2 separate regions of the Homo sapiens genome follow, and region 1 is linked to region 2. A link is an interaction called in ENCODE POLR2A ChIA-PET data of the cell type or tissue named here. Cell type or tissue: PC-9. All regions are shown on one strand. Each heading gives the region's core, and the rest is flanking DNA. Links, peaks and the distances in the headings are about the cores only.

What was found. ChIA-PET counts read pairs that join two places held together with the same protein. Peaks named below come from ENCODE experiments on the same cell type or tissue, not always from the same donor. Only the 100,000 strongest peaks of a DNase experiment are listed, where the experiment ranks them.
Region 1: POLR2A ChIA-PET joins it to region 2 with 5 read pairs; 3 of 35 experiments call an interaction of 5 or more read pairs at or near these places.

What each region holds. Positions count from the first base shown.
Region 1 is chr7:101,864,879-101,871,530 of GRCh38, reverse strand. All of the region lies in intron 1 of CUX1 (cut like homeobox 1), which reads right to left. Among named protein-coding and RNA genes, the nearest start is that of CUX1, 51 kb to the right of the region's middle. In PC-9, for the core only: no CTCF peak of the experiment used is centred there; no DNase peak of the experiment used is centred there; H3K27ac peaks cover 555 bases.
Region 2 is chr7:102,149,713-102,157,606 of GRCh38, reverse strand. The region is part of intron 8 of CUX1 (cut like homeobox 1); the gene reads right to left. Among named protein-coding and RNA genes, the nearest start is that of SH2B2, 130 kb to the left of the region's middle. RefSeq lists an enhancer at 4,073-4,778 and a silencer at 7,282-7,423. In PC-9, for the core only: no CTCF peak of the experiment used is centred there; DNase peaks (open chromatin) are centred at 4,086 and 4,636; H3K4me3 peaks cover 1,328 bases; H3K27ac peaks cover 3,069 bases.

The sequences.
Region 1 (6,652 bases), core at 1,639-6,638, 290 kb after region 2:
AAGGTCGCCTCTAAGATGCATGCTTCATCTGGGAAGGAGGCTGCTCGCTGTGCTGCAGGCACCTCCACCAAGTGGCTCTCCAGTGGCCATTCTGCTCACTCTTCTACCAACAGGACACAGGGCCCCCTGCTTCTACTGCCCTGCCAACCCCCTCTACATGCAGACTTAAGATTCTGCCACTATGATGGGTGTTAACAAAAAAAAAAAAAGGCTTTTTTTTATTTTTTAGAATTATCATGTAACTGAGTACATCACTTCTTAGTCCTCACTACAGGACCAAATTCAGTTAAGCAGAGGCCTGTATTCTGCTGATAAGCCAGGTATTCCCGGGCAGAGCAAGGCAGTCAGGAAAATGTAGCAGGATCTCCTGAACCACGGATGCTAGGATCACACAGTAAAATGCTTCAGAAAGAGGGGTGCAGAGAGCAACAGGAATGCTCTCCAATGGCCTGCAGCAGGTTTTGAGAAGAAAACATGACAGGGAACAGGGGTGTCCGCCCTGCTCTGGGCAACACCCGCTCTCCTACTCATCTGCAGCCCCTGGTGGCTAGGTCCATCCAAGGCACTGGCAGGTGAGCTCAGCTTGGGGAGATAGTTACGAAACTGACATGTGCGTGGAACTAGGCGAGGCGCCTTACTATTTATTTACAGACTTCATAAGCATCTATTCTAAAATTACTCACTACCAATTTTACAAGGCAAAACTCTATACTGTCCTCACAGCTTTAGCTGAAAACAACTTTAAAAGGGGAAAAATGAAAACTAGACCACAAAGGGTTGGAAAAATCTTGCAGAACCAGCTCTACCACTTAAGGTTGTTTGCCGCTCTGTAATCCACATCGAGCTAATTGTAAGATTTCCCTGTAAATTCAGACTCTTGAGGTTTTCACAAGAAATAATCTGAGAAGAGTCCCTAGCTTCCCTCATCCATTAATTTCTAGACAAGAGTTTTACAAAAGGCAGAAAAGAAACAGCCTTGACTGGAGTATCGCAGATCCTAAGGAAAGAATGCCCTGCTTTGAGCCTGGAGATAAATAGCACCACCCCCTCTTTAAAACTAAACATTAGGGAATGTCTCATGCCTGTAATCCCGGTACTTAAGAGGCCAAGGCGGGTGAATTGCTTGAGGCCAGGAGTTCGAAACCAGACTGAGCAACATGGTGAAACACTGTCTCCACAAAACAACAACAACAACAAAATACAAAAATTAGCCCGGTGTGGTGGGTGCAAGAGCCTGTAGTCCTAGATACTCAGGAGTCTGAGGTGGGAGGATTGCTTATGCCCAGAAGGTTGAGGCTGCAGTGAGCTAGGATGGTGCCACTGTACAACGGTCTGGGTGACAAAGGGAGATGCTGTCTTTAAAAAAAAAAAAAAAAACAAAAAAAACACTAAACATCAGGGCCTGCATGGCCTCACAAGCTGCAGCGGGGTGAGACAGCTACAAAGAGCAAAGGGGTGAAGACACCGGATGGAAAGCTACAGGTGCTCAAATGGCCCACAGGGAGGCGGTCTCAGGAGGGGGTCAGAAAAGGCACTGGGGAGGGAAGGCACAAGAGGGGGGGCACGAGGAGCCGCCTTCCCAAGGGTGGTGGTTCTGCGGGGCACCTGGAAGGGGATGGCAGACAAGCTGCCCACCACGGTGGGAAATAAGGACACAGGGGCGGAGCGCGTCTTAACAAGAGGATTTAAGATTTGGCGGAGGGGAGCCACGGGGAAAGCTGAAACCGGGGTTTACATTCCTGGGAAATGCCAGAGCCTGGCCTCCCCTGCGCCTCCCCTGCGCTTCCTCTGCAGCCTGTGAGCTCCCGCCCACCTGCTGTGGCTCGCACGTGTGTCCTGCCGTCTTCCATGGTGTCCTGAGGACACGGAGGCTCCCCGCGTGTGCACACCAACGCCTCCTCCCGCCCTGCTGGCCGCCTGACCTTGGCTGACCTTCTAACGTGCTGGTTTCCCTCCCCCGCCCCACCAGCCACTCCCTTCCCGCGCCCCGCAAATGCTGTGCTCACCCCACAGCCTCAGCCCTGGGCCTCCAGCTCTTGCCTTTAAATTCCATCCTCAGAGATGCGTTGACGCACATGCCAGGCATTAGGAGACCTGTGGCCAATTCCGACCTTTCCCCTCAACCTCTTGTGTTCAGTCCACGTGTTTATTAAGCACCTACTGTGTGCCAGGCACTGTGCTGGGCAATGAAAACTCAGCCTAGACAGGACAGACCCACTCTGTCTCTTACTCAAGGGGTCTGAAAGGCACCGCGTCCTCTGGACACAGTGATGCTCCTCTCGCCAGCCGGGGCTCTGACACAGCCCCTCTGCCACAGGTCACGCGCACATGGGGCTCATCCTGGTCTCCCCCTACCTGCCCCCACCAGCCATTCCCACATCCCAGGTGGAATGACTCCCACTCCTTCTGGCCTTTGCTACCTGCCCAAGTCCATGCCCCAGGCCCTTTGCCCCCTCGCCCGCCCTCGGAAGCCAGGAAGTCTCCACCCCAGCCGCACCATCTCCTGCGGAAGCGTCTCCCAGGGCATGGCCCAGATCATGCCTACAGCTCTGCTGGCATCCAGGGGCCTCTCCTCTCCTGTTCTCGCCCAGGTTTCCAGCCCTCTCCCCACTCTCCCGTTCAGATTCAGTCCTCAAAAGCATCAGTGCGCAAGGCCCTCTTGCTCCCGTTCTGTCCCTTCCCAAGCCACTGCTCCCATCCCCCCACGACAAATGGCCCCAGTCCTTTAACTCCCACGTCAGAGGGTTCCCCTCCTGGGAGCCTCTCTCCATCACTCCCTACAGCCAGCTCTGCCCTGTCAACCCCTAAAGCACTTCATCATCCATTCTGAGCTTTGCGGCTGATGGTATTTAACTTAAACCAACTCCTGCTTCAGTAACCCCACCCATGAAGGTCTCATTGCCAAGTGAAGGGCTCCAAAAAACAGGATCAGGTTTGCAGTGGACACAGGGCACAGGGCTGGCTGTCCAGTGGCTGTTCCATCCCAGGGCACCAAGCGCTAAGGTGCCTGTCCTCAGTGTGTAAGATGAGCAAAGGGTCCCCAACACACAGACATGCCAGGTCCCTGGGGGAAAAGACTGAGACAGGAGAAAACAGCAAGTACAAGACTCTACCCAGGAAATGCCAACACATCACAGCAGCCCAGGGGAGGAGGCGCTGGCCCAAGATGAGGCCAAGGCTCAGCCAGGGACAGCAAAGGACAAAAGCCAGCTCCACTACAGGCCTACACAGGTGCCGTAAAGGGACTGGGGATGGATGCAACAGGTTTTAACTCTACAGAAGGAAACTCGGGTCCCCAGATAAGTCTAGAAGGACTGGACTCTGGATTCCTCAACACAGAGACAACAGCTAAAGGCACAAGTGAATGATTCTACTCACAAGTTGGCTTAAAAAGAGAAAAGCTCGCCTGTAATCAAAGCACTTTGGGAGGTGAAGGCAAGAGGATCGCTTGAGGCCGGGAGTTTGAGACCAGCCTGGGTAACATAGCGAGACCTCATCTCTATTTTTTTTAAAAAAGAGAGGCCAGGCACAGTGGCTCATACTTGTAATCCCAGCACTTTAGGAGGCCAAGGCGGGCAGATCACTTGAAGTCAGGAGTTCAAGACCAGCCTGGCCAACATGGTGAAACCCCATCTCTACTAAGAGCTGAGATCGTGCCACTGCACTCCAGCCTGGGCAACACAGCAAGACCCTGTCTCAGAAAAAAAAAAAAAGTTGCATTTGGACTTTGAGTTGATTTGATTTTCCGTGGTGATCATGAATGCGTTCTGTATTCCTGAGGTGTTTTGCTTCCATATGCTTAATTCTCTAACATGGAGATGCATCAACAGTGACAGATGAAACATCAGGTTGCTTACCGGGAGGTACCTTCCAGAATGCGTGTGACGGAGCCACCACGGGCAGCAGCATCCCGCTCCTTCAGAGGGCACTTTGGATGCTCAGTTTCCCAGGCAGACTGTTTATTAAGCGTGGCCGCACAGAAGCCCTCCCCTCCCAGTGTGCCCACGGTGACCTGGTTGAAGCCACACACCACGTGCTGAGGTGTTGTGGCTGGGGCAGACCTAACACCTGTGCCTCTTGTGGCTGCCGTGAGTGGTCACAGGTGAGAACAGGGTGGCAGGTGGGCCCCTGGTGGGATTCAGAGTGCACAGAGTGAGCACCTCCCTTGATGCCTGGGGCAGGGCGAGCACATTACGAAACCCTTGAGTGTGTCCGCTGATCAACACTTACTCCAGCCATTCCTTCCCTTCTCTGATCTTTCTGGATTTCAGGTAATTTGCTTTTCTCTCTCTCTTTTTTTACTTCTATTTTTTCAAGACAGAGTCTTGCTCTGTCTCCCAGGCTGGAGTGCAGTGGCACAATCTCAGCTCACTGCAGCCTCCGCCTCCGAGGTTCAAGCCATTCTCCTGCCTCAGCCTCCCGGGTAGGTGGGATTACAGGCACCACCACGCCCGGCTAGTTTTTGTATTTTTAGTAGAGATGGCGTTTCGCCATGTTGGCCAGGCTGGTCTCGAACTCCTGACCTCAAGTGATCCACCCACCTTGGCCTCCCAAAGCGCAGGGATTACAGGCGTGAGCCACCATGCCCAGCCCCAAATACAACTTTTATGAAACTTTTTGAAACTTCTTATTCCTATATGCCTTATTCCTATATTCCTATATGCCATGGCGCCGCCTTTGTAGGTTTTGAAGTCAATAAAATGCTTAGAGGGCAAAGTAGAACCACCTTTAACTCAACGTTTTGTGCCTTGTATTGTGTACACTGACTCAGGATTGAAATTCTCCTGATTTCATTGTTACCAACAATTTATTTAACGAGCTGTTCATTGTCTCAACGGTGAATGATCAGCAAACAACTATGCCTGCTCATTTATCTACTCTAGTTTAACTTTTTTTTAAGAGACAGGGTCTTGCTCTGTCACCCAGGCTGGAATGCCACGGTATGATCATGACTCACTGCAGCCTCCAACTCCTGTGCTCAAGTGATCCTCCCACCTCAGCCTCCCAAATAGCTGGTACTACAGGCAAGTGCTACCACAACTGGTTAGTTTTTGTTCTTGTTGAGACAGCGTCTCACTCAGTCACCCAGGCTGGAGTGCAGTGGTGCAATCCCGGCTCACCGCAACCTTTACCTCCCAGGTTCGAGATTCTAGTTCCTCAGCCTCCCAAGTAGCTGGAAATACAGGCGTGCACTACCACACTCAGCTAATTTTTGTTTTGTTTTTTTTTTAAGTAGAGATGGGGTGTCGCCATGTTGGCCAAGCTGGTCTCGAACCCCTGGCCTCAAGTGATCCACCCACCTCAGCCTCCCAAAGTGCAGCAATTACAGGCGTGAGCCACCATGCCCAGCCTAATTTTTATTTTTTTAGTAGAGATTGGGGTCTCACTATGTTGCCCAAACAGGTCTCAAATTCCTGGGCTCAAGCAATCCTCCCACCTCAGCCTCCCAACATGCTGGGATTACAGGTGTGAGCCACCATGCCTGGCCTCCTCTAGTTTAATTTGAGACCTTGAAATAAATGTTCCAGTCTGCAATAAAGGGTCCCATATGATTTTTTTTGACCGGAGGCTGTAAAACAAGCATTCCAAATCTCTCTTCTTTTGGTCGACGTCAAGGTCGCCTGCGTTGCCAAGGTCTCTCAAAAACACGTGCTGCTTTCCCCTGAATCCACTGAAATGGAAGTCCCATGAGGGCCGGTGCAGTCATTTGCTCCAGTACCCACTACCTACCATTGTGCCTGCTTTCACTCAACAAACCATAAAACGTTAGCTTAATGAATGAGTGCGCACGTCCCGTGGTGGCCATCATTAAATAGCATGCTAGTATCTCCACACTCCAGGGTGCACGCACACCCTTCGGCGTTCACAAACATCCTGAGCCTACCAACTGCGTAAGAATGAATGTGGAAACGCTCGGACGCTGGCTGCCCCCAAAAGTACAGGCTGTGTCATTGCTCTCTGACAGGGGACTCCCTTGTCATTTGACAACAATACGCTAAAGTAGACAGGATTGCCAGTAAACATTTAACAGCATGAGAAACATGATAACTCCACACAGTGCACTTCTTAAAGGAGCAGCCAGGCAATTTCAGCTGAAAGAAATGAAGATTTAACTTAGCTAGTCTGCACGAACATCAGTGCCTCCACCACATCAGGAAATATGTTCTCAAAAGGTCATGTGCACACACATCCACTGCAAAGAAGAAAAACAGTTGTTCTGGGTTTCTTGACAAATCAGAACAACCAGTCTATAATAACAGCAACTGCTGGCGGGCATCTGTAGCTCAACAAACCGGACTTTGTGCACCTGGCCTCCCACAGAAGTTCCACAAGGGGACCTCGAAATGGTGTCAGCGGAAGGACTGGGCAGCCACGGCAGGGGGAACCCAGGCCCCAGGCTCCTCTTCTATCTCCCAGGGCCGAGGCTAAGGCAAAGCCTCATTCTCTCTGGGTTTTGGTATCTTTGTGATAAACTGAGAGGATTGGTCTGATTTTGGTCCGATTCTACAAAACATTTAAAAAAAAGATATACATCATGAATAATACCATGTGGGAGATAGTATTTCCCTTTTTTACTTTTTTAGAAATAATTAAGGTGGCTCATTAAATATTAATATATCATGAAGCACCCCCAGTTGAAACATGAAGCTTA
Region 2 (7,894 bases), core at 1,120-6,119:
GGTTTTGCCATGTTGGCCAGGCTGGTCTCAAACTCCTGACCTCAGGTAATCCACCCACCTTGGCCTCCCAAAGTGCTGGAATTACAGGCATAAGCCACCGCGCCCGGCCTGGAGAGTCCTTTTGAGAAGGGCACGGCCAACTCCAAAAGCCTATGGGAGGTTAGAGCAGCACACCCGGGCAGACCACCACCCCAATGTCTGCAAGCAGGTCCTGAGGATGGTCTCTGTTAGAAGGCCACAGGCTGGAACTGTCTGTGACCCAAGGAAGGTTTTTTTTTTTAGCATACCCAAGGGCCATGGAGCCAATGTTACAGCCACAGGGACCTGGTTGGGGTTGAGGGCTCTCATGCTGTGGCTCTGAGTCCACATGCACCTGCACTCTGCTGCCTTCAGGATGCAATCCCTCCCTCAGCCACACGCAAGGCCCTTCCATGCCAAGGCTCCTTCCTCCTCTTGGCCTTACCCGCCACTCTTTCTCAGGACCCTGTGCTCTAACAACTCCCATCTCGTGCGGGACCCCAAAGAGCCAGGCCTTCCTCGGCACTAGGCCTCCACCTGCGCCGCCTGCCTGAATGCCTTCTCGTCCCAGGGAACCTCATCTCCTACTTCCACCCCATCCACCCTTCCCAGACCCTCTCAGCAGCTCTGTCTCAGGAAGTGGCACTGTCCCTAGTCCTAGTTTCCAGGTTTGAGTTTTCACTGGGTGCCCACGCTGTGAGCTCTCTCTGAATGCTGGGCCATAGGTCCCTTTTGCCCTATATCCCTAGAATTTGTCCTGTATTCACAGGGCTGCACGTCACGTTGGATGCCAGAGTCCTGGATGTGGCCCATCCTGTCTGTGACGGGCAAGTCTACTCCTGGGGACAGCCCAGGGTGCTGGACAGGCCTGACAATGAGAGTTCTATCCTTCCGAAACCTGCTCCATGGTCCCAAGGAGGCACGTCCAAGTGAGAGTACCCACCCACCCTGCTATGGTTTGTCTCCACCAAAACTGCTACTGAAATTTGATCCCCAGTGTGGGGGCATTGGGAGGTGGGGTCTAGAGGGAGGTGTTTGGGTCATGGCAGTGGATGCCCTCATGAATGGCTTGGTGCCATTCTCCTGGCAGTGAATGAGTTCTTGCTCTGACCAGACTTTAGGGACTGGATGAGTTCCCTTGAGACTGGGTTATCATAATGCCAGGAACCTCCCTGGGTTGTCCCTCTTGGCACGCATCCACCTCCCCTTTGACCCTATCCGTACTGTTATGATGCAGCATGGAAGCCCTCGCCAGGAGCCAGGGCCATGTCCTTGAACTTCCCAGCCTGCAGATCTGTGAGCCAAATAAACCTATCTTCTTTATAAATCACCCTGGCCTCAGGTGTTCTGTTGCAGCAACAGAAAACAGGCTAAGGTACACCCTGGACGCTGAGAGTTGGAAAAACTGTCTCCGGGCCCCTGGGCTGGGGAATTTTTGTGGCCTGAGGCTTTTGCAGCCTTTAACTACACACAGCGATTTGAGGTAGTCTTATCAACTCCCAGCAGCCTGAATAGGGTAACAGATGCCTTGTGATCGGGTTCAATGTTCATTGTATCTGTTTGAAATAATATCCGGCTTTCAGACTGGTCTGAGAAAAAGTCTGAAAAAGCCTGTCAAATGGCCTAGTTAAATGAAGCTATTTTTAGGACGATTTCATGAAGAAGGCAGCGTCTCTGTAAGATAAATACCCAAACTGGGCCTCTGCAATACAGTGCTGGGTGCAGGGAGTGGGGAAGGGTCAGGGCTTCTTAAATGATGAAACATCCTTCTGTATCATCTCAAAGTGAAACCTCCAAGATCTGACAGAAAAATTGCTGTGCAAAGATAGTCTAATACTACAAATGGTAATTAAAAAAATTAAAAGTGTTAAGGGTCTTAAAACATATCAGAAAAGGATAATCACCAGTCAATGCAGAAAGCTGCTACCTTGACGCCCTGTTGAAGAATTCAGAGCGTAAACTCCTTCAGACACAAAATAAAAGCTTGCAAACTTTACTTAAGGCAAATTGCAAGGATTTTTTGTGTTGTTTTTTTTTTTCTTTTTGAGACAGGGTCTCACTCTCACCCAGGCTAGAGTGCAGTGGTGTGATCTTGGCTCACTGCAACCTCTGCCTCTTGGGCTCAAGCAGTCCTCCCGCTTCAGCCTCCAGAGTAGCTGGGACTAGTGGTGTACGCCAGCATACCTAATTTTTTTTTTTTTTTTTTTGGTAGAGACAAGGTTTCACCATGTTGCCCAGGCTGGTCTTAAACTCCTGGGCTCAAGCCATCCACCCGCTTTGGCCTCCCAAAGTGCTGCGACTATAGACATGAGCCACTGCGCCTGTCCCAAATCACAAGTTTTAAACACAATTTTGTACTTCAGTTAGTTACCTATCGTGTATTTCCAATGTCCACATACACAGGTCAAAACTGCCCTGGCTACCGTCATTCACTCATTCACTAGCTCCACTAGTGTTTCAGACCCCTAAAAGTTTCCTGGTGCTGGAATGGGCACATAGAGATGCAGGCTTAGGTCCTGCGTATCTCATCTATGTCATAGATTTAAAAGATGACAATGAAAATACATAGCTGCTGCGTACCCACAACAAGATGTGCAGAGGTTGACAATTGCCTAAATCCTCCTCTGAATGCATCAGCAGAGCTGGCTGCAGAACTTGGGAGGTGGATGGGGACTGGTCCGGCTGGTGAGTGAAGAGACACTGAATGTGGGTCTAGGTGAGCACTTTTCCTAATGGCTCCAGTGTGCCCCTATATAAGCCCTCTCTTTCTTTAATTCTGGCTATTTTCATTTGAATACTTCTATTCTGTTTGAGACTACTGTTATTTGGATATTGTTGGCATAGCTACTTCTGTCTTCCATGTCATTTAACTTTTCTTTTATATTTTGCTATTTCTTTATCCTTTTCTTGCTGCCTTCTGGATCAAGGTTAACTTGATCTAACTGGTCTTTAGCTATTTATTTATTTATTTATTTATTTATTTATTTGGAGACAAGCTGGAGTACAGTGGTGTGATCACGACTCAAGGCAGCCTCAGTCTCCTGGGCTCAAGCGATCCTCCCACTTCAGCCTCCCTAACAGCTAGGACTACAGGCGCATGTCACCATGCCTAGCTAATTTTTCTATTTGTTTTTTTTTTTTGGTACAGATGGGGGTTTGCCATGTTATCCGGGCTGGTCTTGAACTCCTGGGCTCAAGCGATCCTCCCACCTCAGCCTCCCAAAGTGCTGGGATTATAGGTGTGAACCACTGCACCTGAACTATTTTCTACTTCCTCTTTCTGGAATTCCTATTAGGTGGATGTTGGAGCTCCTGAATTGATCTCTAATTTTCTTTTCTTTCTAACATCTACATCTATATCTTTTTAGTTACTTTCTGGGAAATATCTTCATCTTTATTTTCCAGGCTTGTGTTGATTCTTTTATTTATTTACTTAAAAACATTTTGTTTATAGAGATGGGGTCTTGCTATGTTGCCAGGCTGGTCTCGAACTCCTGAGCTCAAGCAACCCTCTGGCCTTGGCCTCCCAAAGTGCTGAGATTCCAGGCATGAGCCATCAGACCCAGCTGGCAATGTATCCTTTCTTCTTTGCTCCTAAGTTATTCAATTTTTTTACGCTGTTACTTCCACTTGGTCCATTTGAAAATTACCTGTTGGTTTCGCTTCACACTGCCAATATCTTCCTCTGTTTCCCTGAGTGCCTTTGTGGTGCTTTGTCTTTGTGGCCCAGCTGTCCTGCCTCATATCACACCCACTGTTGGGGTCTGGGTGTGTCTTTCAGAAGCACTGCCCTCCTCTGGGGCCCAGCTGTTTTTGCTTGTGTGTTTGGGTCCTCCAGGGATACCAGCCGCTCTTTCTGGCAATGTACACGGTGGGAGGACAGAGAAGCCAGCCCTGCTGCGTGTCTCTCAAGCGAATTGAAGGAGAAAAACACACGGTAGGCATTCAATGCCTTTCTGCCGAACATAGGAAGGAAGGGAAGGGGATGGCCCCCATCTCTGAGATGCCTTGCCGATGACTCCTCCCTGCTGCTTGGCAACCAGGAAAACCCTCTGGCCAGGTAGCTTACTTAGCCTTGACTCTTCCGGGAGCAGCAGCAACAGGAGGACACCGTCTCCCTGGGTGCAGCTCCCTGATCTTGGGAGTGCGGAGCTGAAAAGCTGGAGGCGTGGCTGCCTGGGGGTGCTGGCCCGCCCCTGGCTGCTTTCATCCACTCCTCACTTGCGACCTGGTGTTGCCAGTGGCCAAAGGCCCAGGCATAGAGAAGAGCAAAGTTCCAGGGGCCCAGCTTTACACAGAGGCCGGCTTGGCAGGGCTGGGGTCCATGTGGGTCGAGTCCAGTTCCTGCCAGGTTTATGGGGCCTGGGTGGGGCTTGGGCACCTCCTGGAAAGTGCACACTCTCTGGATTTCTTCTCAGATAGCACATGGCTTTGGATTTTCATCAGGACACCGAATATCCGGAAAACCACGCCTCATCTCCAGAAGATTTCACATCATTTATAAAAAAATCAGTCCCACTGACGCGGGAAGGTGCAGACTTGGCAGTGTGAGGCAATCCTGGAAGTGAATTTCAAGTTTTCCATCTCCTGGTCAGTTGTGCTTTGGTTACTAAGCAACTGCTAAACGGACCAAAATACTGAATGTGATAACAAGGACTGCACTTACCTTTCATGACAAAAGCAACTCTCTTTCCCCAGGCTTTCGAATGACAATGACGACACCACACTCTGCAGTTGCAGGGCAGGCCTATTCCATACCAGGGATTGTGGTGACAGCCAGGCTCGGAGGGGCTGCTGTCTCCATTCACAGAAGGGACCAGAAACCACAGGAGGAGACAATGGGAGGAACCAGGGATGCAGTTGGCGAGGAAACGCTCTGATTATTATTTTAAAAGTCGGCCAGATGCAGTGGCTCATGCCTGTAATCCCAGCACTTGGGGAGGGCAAGGCAGGTGGATCACCTGAGGTCGCGAGTTCGAGACTAGCTTGGCCAACATGGTGAAACCCCGTTTCTACTAAAAGTACAAAAATTAGCCGGGTGTGGTGGTGCATGCCTGTAGTCCCAGCTACTTGAGGGGCTGAGGCAGGAGGAGCATGAGCCAAGATGGTGCTACTACACTCCAGCCTAGGTGACAAAGTGAGACCCTGTCTCAAAAAAACAAACAAACAAAAACAAACAAACAAAAATCTGTATGTTTGTTACTCATTTTTCTGAGAATTCTTTTTTATTTTTGATACAGGGTCTGGTTCTGTTGCCCAGGATGGAGTGCAGTGGTGCGATCATAGCTCACTGCAGCCTCCAACTCTTGTCCTGAGCTCAAGTGATCCTCCTGCCCCAGTCTCTTGAGTAGCTGGGACTTATAGGTGTGCACTAGCAAGCCCAGCTAATTTAAAAGAAAAATTTGTTTTTTAGAGACAGGGGTCTTACAATGCTTCCCAAGCTGGTCTTAAACTCCTGAACTCAAACAATCCTGCCTTGGCCTCCCGAGTAGCTGGGACTACAGGTATGCACTGCCACACCTAGCTAGTTTTTTCTTTTTTGTAGAGACAAAGTTGATCTTGCTATGTTGCCGAGGCTGGTCTTGAACTCATGGCCTGAAGCGATCCTCCTGCCTTAGTTTCCCAGAATGCTGAGATTACAGGCCTGAGCCACTGTGCCTGGCCCATTATTAATTTTTCTAAGGAGGTATTCTTTTTTAAAAGCCGAAAGAAAAATACAACTAGCTGAGTAAGTGCGATCGGGGGCTTTGGAAGATGTGAGTGTGGCCATCAGTGTTTGCAGACCAGGACCAAGGAGGCGGGTCTTGCTTTGGGGCACCTCCCAACCAGGTTTTTTTTTTTTTTTTTTTTTTTTTTTTTTTGAGACAGAGTCTCACTCTGTCGCCCAGGCTGGAGTGCAGTAGCACAATCTCAACTCACTGTAGCCTCTGCCTTCCCAGTTCAAGTGACTCTCCTGCCTTAGCCTCTCCCAAGTAGCTGGAATTACAGGCACACCCAATCACAGCTAATTTTTGTATTTTTATTTTTATTTTCTGAGATGGAGTTTCGCTCTTGTTGCCCAGGCTGGAGTGTAATGGCATGATCTCAGCTCACTGCAACCTCCATCTCCTGGGTTCAAGCGATTCTCCCTGCCTCAGCCTTCCGAGTAGCTGGGATTACAGGTATGCGCCACCACACCCGGCTAATTTTTGTAGTTTTAGTAGAGACGGGGTTTTATCGTGTTGGCCAGGCTGGTCTCGAACTCCTGACCTCAGGTGATCCACCCGCCTCGGCCTCCCAAAGTGCTGGGATGACAGGCGTGAACCGACGCGCCCAGCCCCACCCCAGTCTTAATCATCCACTTTCTCTCCAAACTGCTGCCTCCTCCCCCCACTGAATTAATCCTGCCTGACAAACTGTCTGCAATAAGTAATACAAAAATGCCCAGGGGTTAATACCACAACTGTAAATGTAATCTTGGAAGCGCAGTAATGAATTAAATGGCATGTGGTTTCATGGTGTGAGTGTCAACAGTATTCCAAAGATTTTTCATTCTCTTCATGCTGAAGGCTCAACTAACCACATCAGTATCTGCAGCCTGACATTGGTCTAAAATCATTTATTTTCCAAAGTCTGTAATAACCGCACATATTGTTTGCTCAGCAAAATGATTTATTATAAAAATTTAGATCTCTCACGTTTTTATGAGCTGACGAAACAGCTTCCACTGATCTATTAACCTGCCCGGTATTATGCTCAGCTCTGACTTCAAATAGCGAATAATTTCAGTTTGGCCTAGAATATGTAGTTCGTTCAATCAGTTCACCACAGATCATTTCAGGGTATTCTCTGGGCTAACACACAGTTTTTATGAGGAACTGAAAAGGACATGGTCAAGGTCGATGGAAGGGAAATTATATCCACGCTGGAAATTCTAGTATTTACTTTCACGCAAGCCTCCTGGGGGCTAACGCGTGGCATCGGGGCACGGTGTTGGCGCATATTTCAATACCCAAATAAGCACGCTGGCATCAGGAGCTGTTAAAACGAGCTGTTAAAACAAAGTATATCTACAAGGCAGTTGGAAAAACATACAGAGCGGCCTTCAAAGACTAGTGTATCTTCTTAGACTTGATTCATAAGCCAATAGTCTCGGCCGGGCCCAGTGGCTCACGCCTGTAATCCTAGCACTTTGGGAGGCCGAGGTAGGTGGATCACTTGAGACCAGGAGTTTGAAACCAGCCTGGCTAACATGATGAAACCCTGCCTCTACTAAAAATACAAGTATTAGCCGGGCATGGTGGCGAGCGCCTGTAATCCCAGCTACTCGGGAGGCTGAGGCGGAAGAATCGCTTGAACCCCGGTCACAGAGGTTGAAGTGAGCTGAGATCGTGCCACTGCACTCCAGCCTGGGTACCAGAGCGAGACCCTGTCTCAAACAAAACAAAACAAAAAAACAAAGAAAACAAAAAAAACCCACCAATAGTCTCAATACCAGATCATAAAGTTCTTTGGCATTGAAAGGAGAAATATCTACAGATTAATTCTTCCTGCTTTAAAAGAAAAGCTCCAGTTAGGTTTGATCAAGCGAACTCTCCCCTTCTACCCCAGGGCTGCACGTGATGACCTGCTCTGTCCTTAAGGGGGGACATTTTTCACCACAACCTACACTGCAGGTGAGGCTTCCTTAGCACAGGGGGTAGAGGAAACGGACAGAGGTGGGGCTCGCTGGACCCTGTCCAGAAAGAGCAGGTTGCTGAAGCGGTGGAGACAGGGCCAGGCTCTGAGGAAGGTCACTTGGCTCTAGGTCTGGAATCCCCTTAACTCGGGGGGTCAAAGAGTTGGGCAAGGGGTGGGGGACAAACCTATAGGAAAAGCTGATCGGAGCACAAACGCC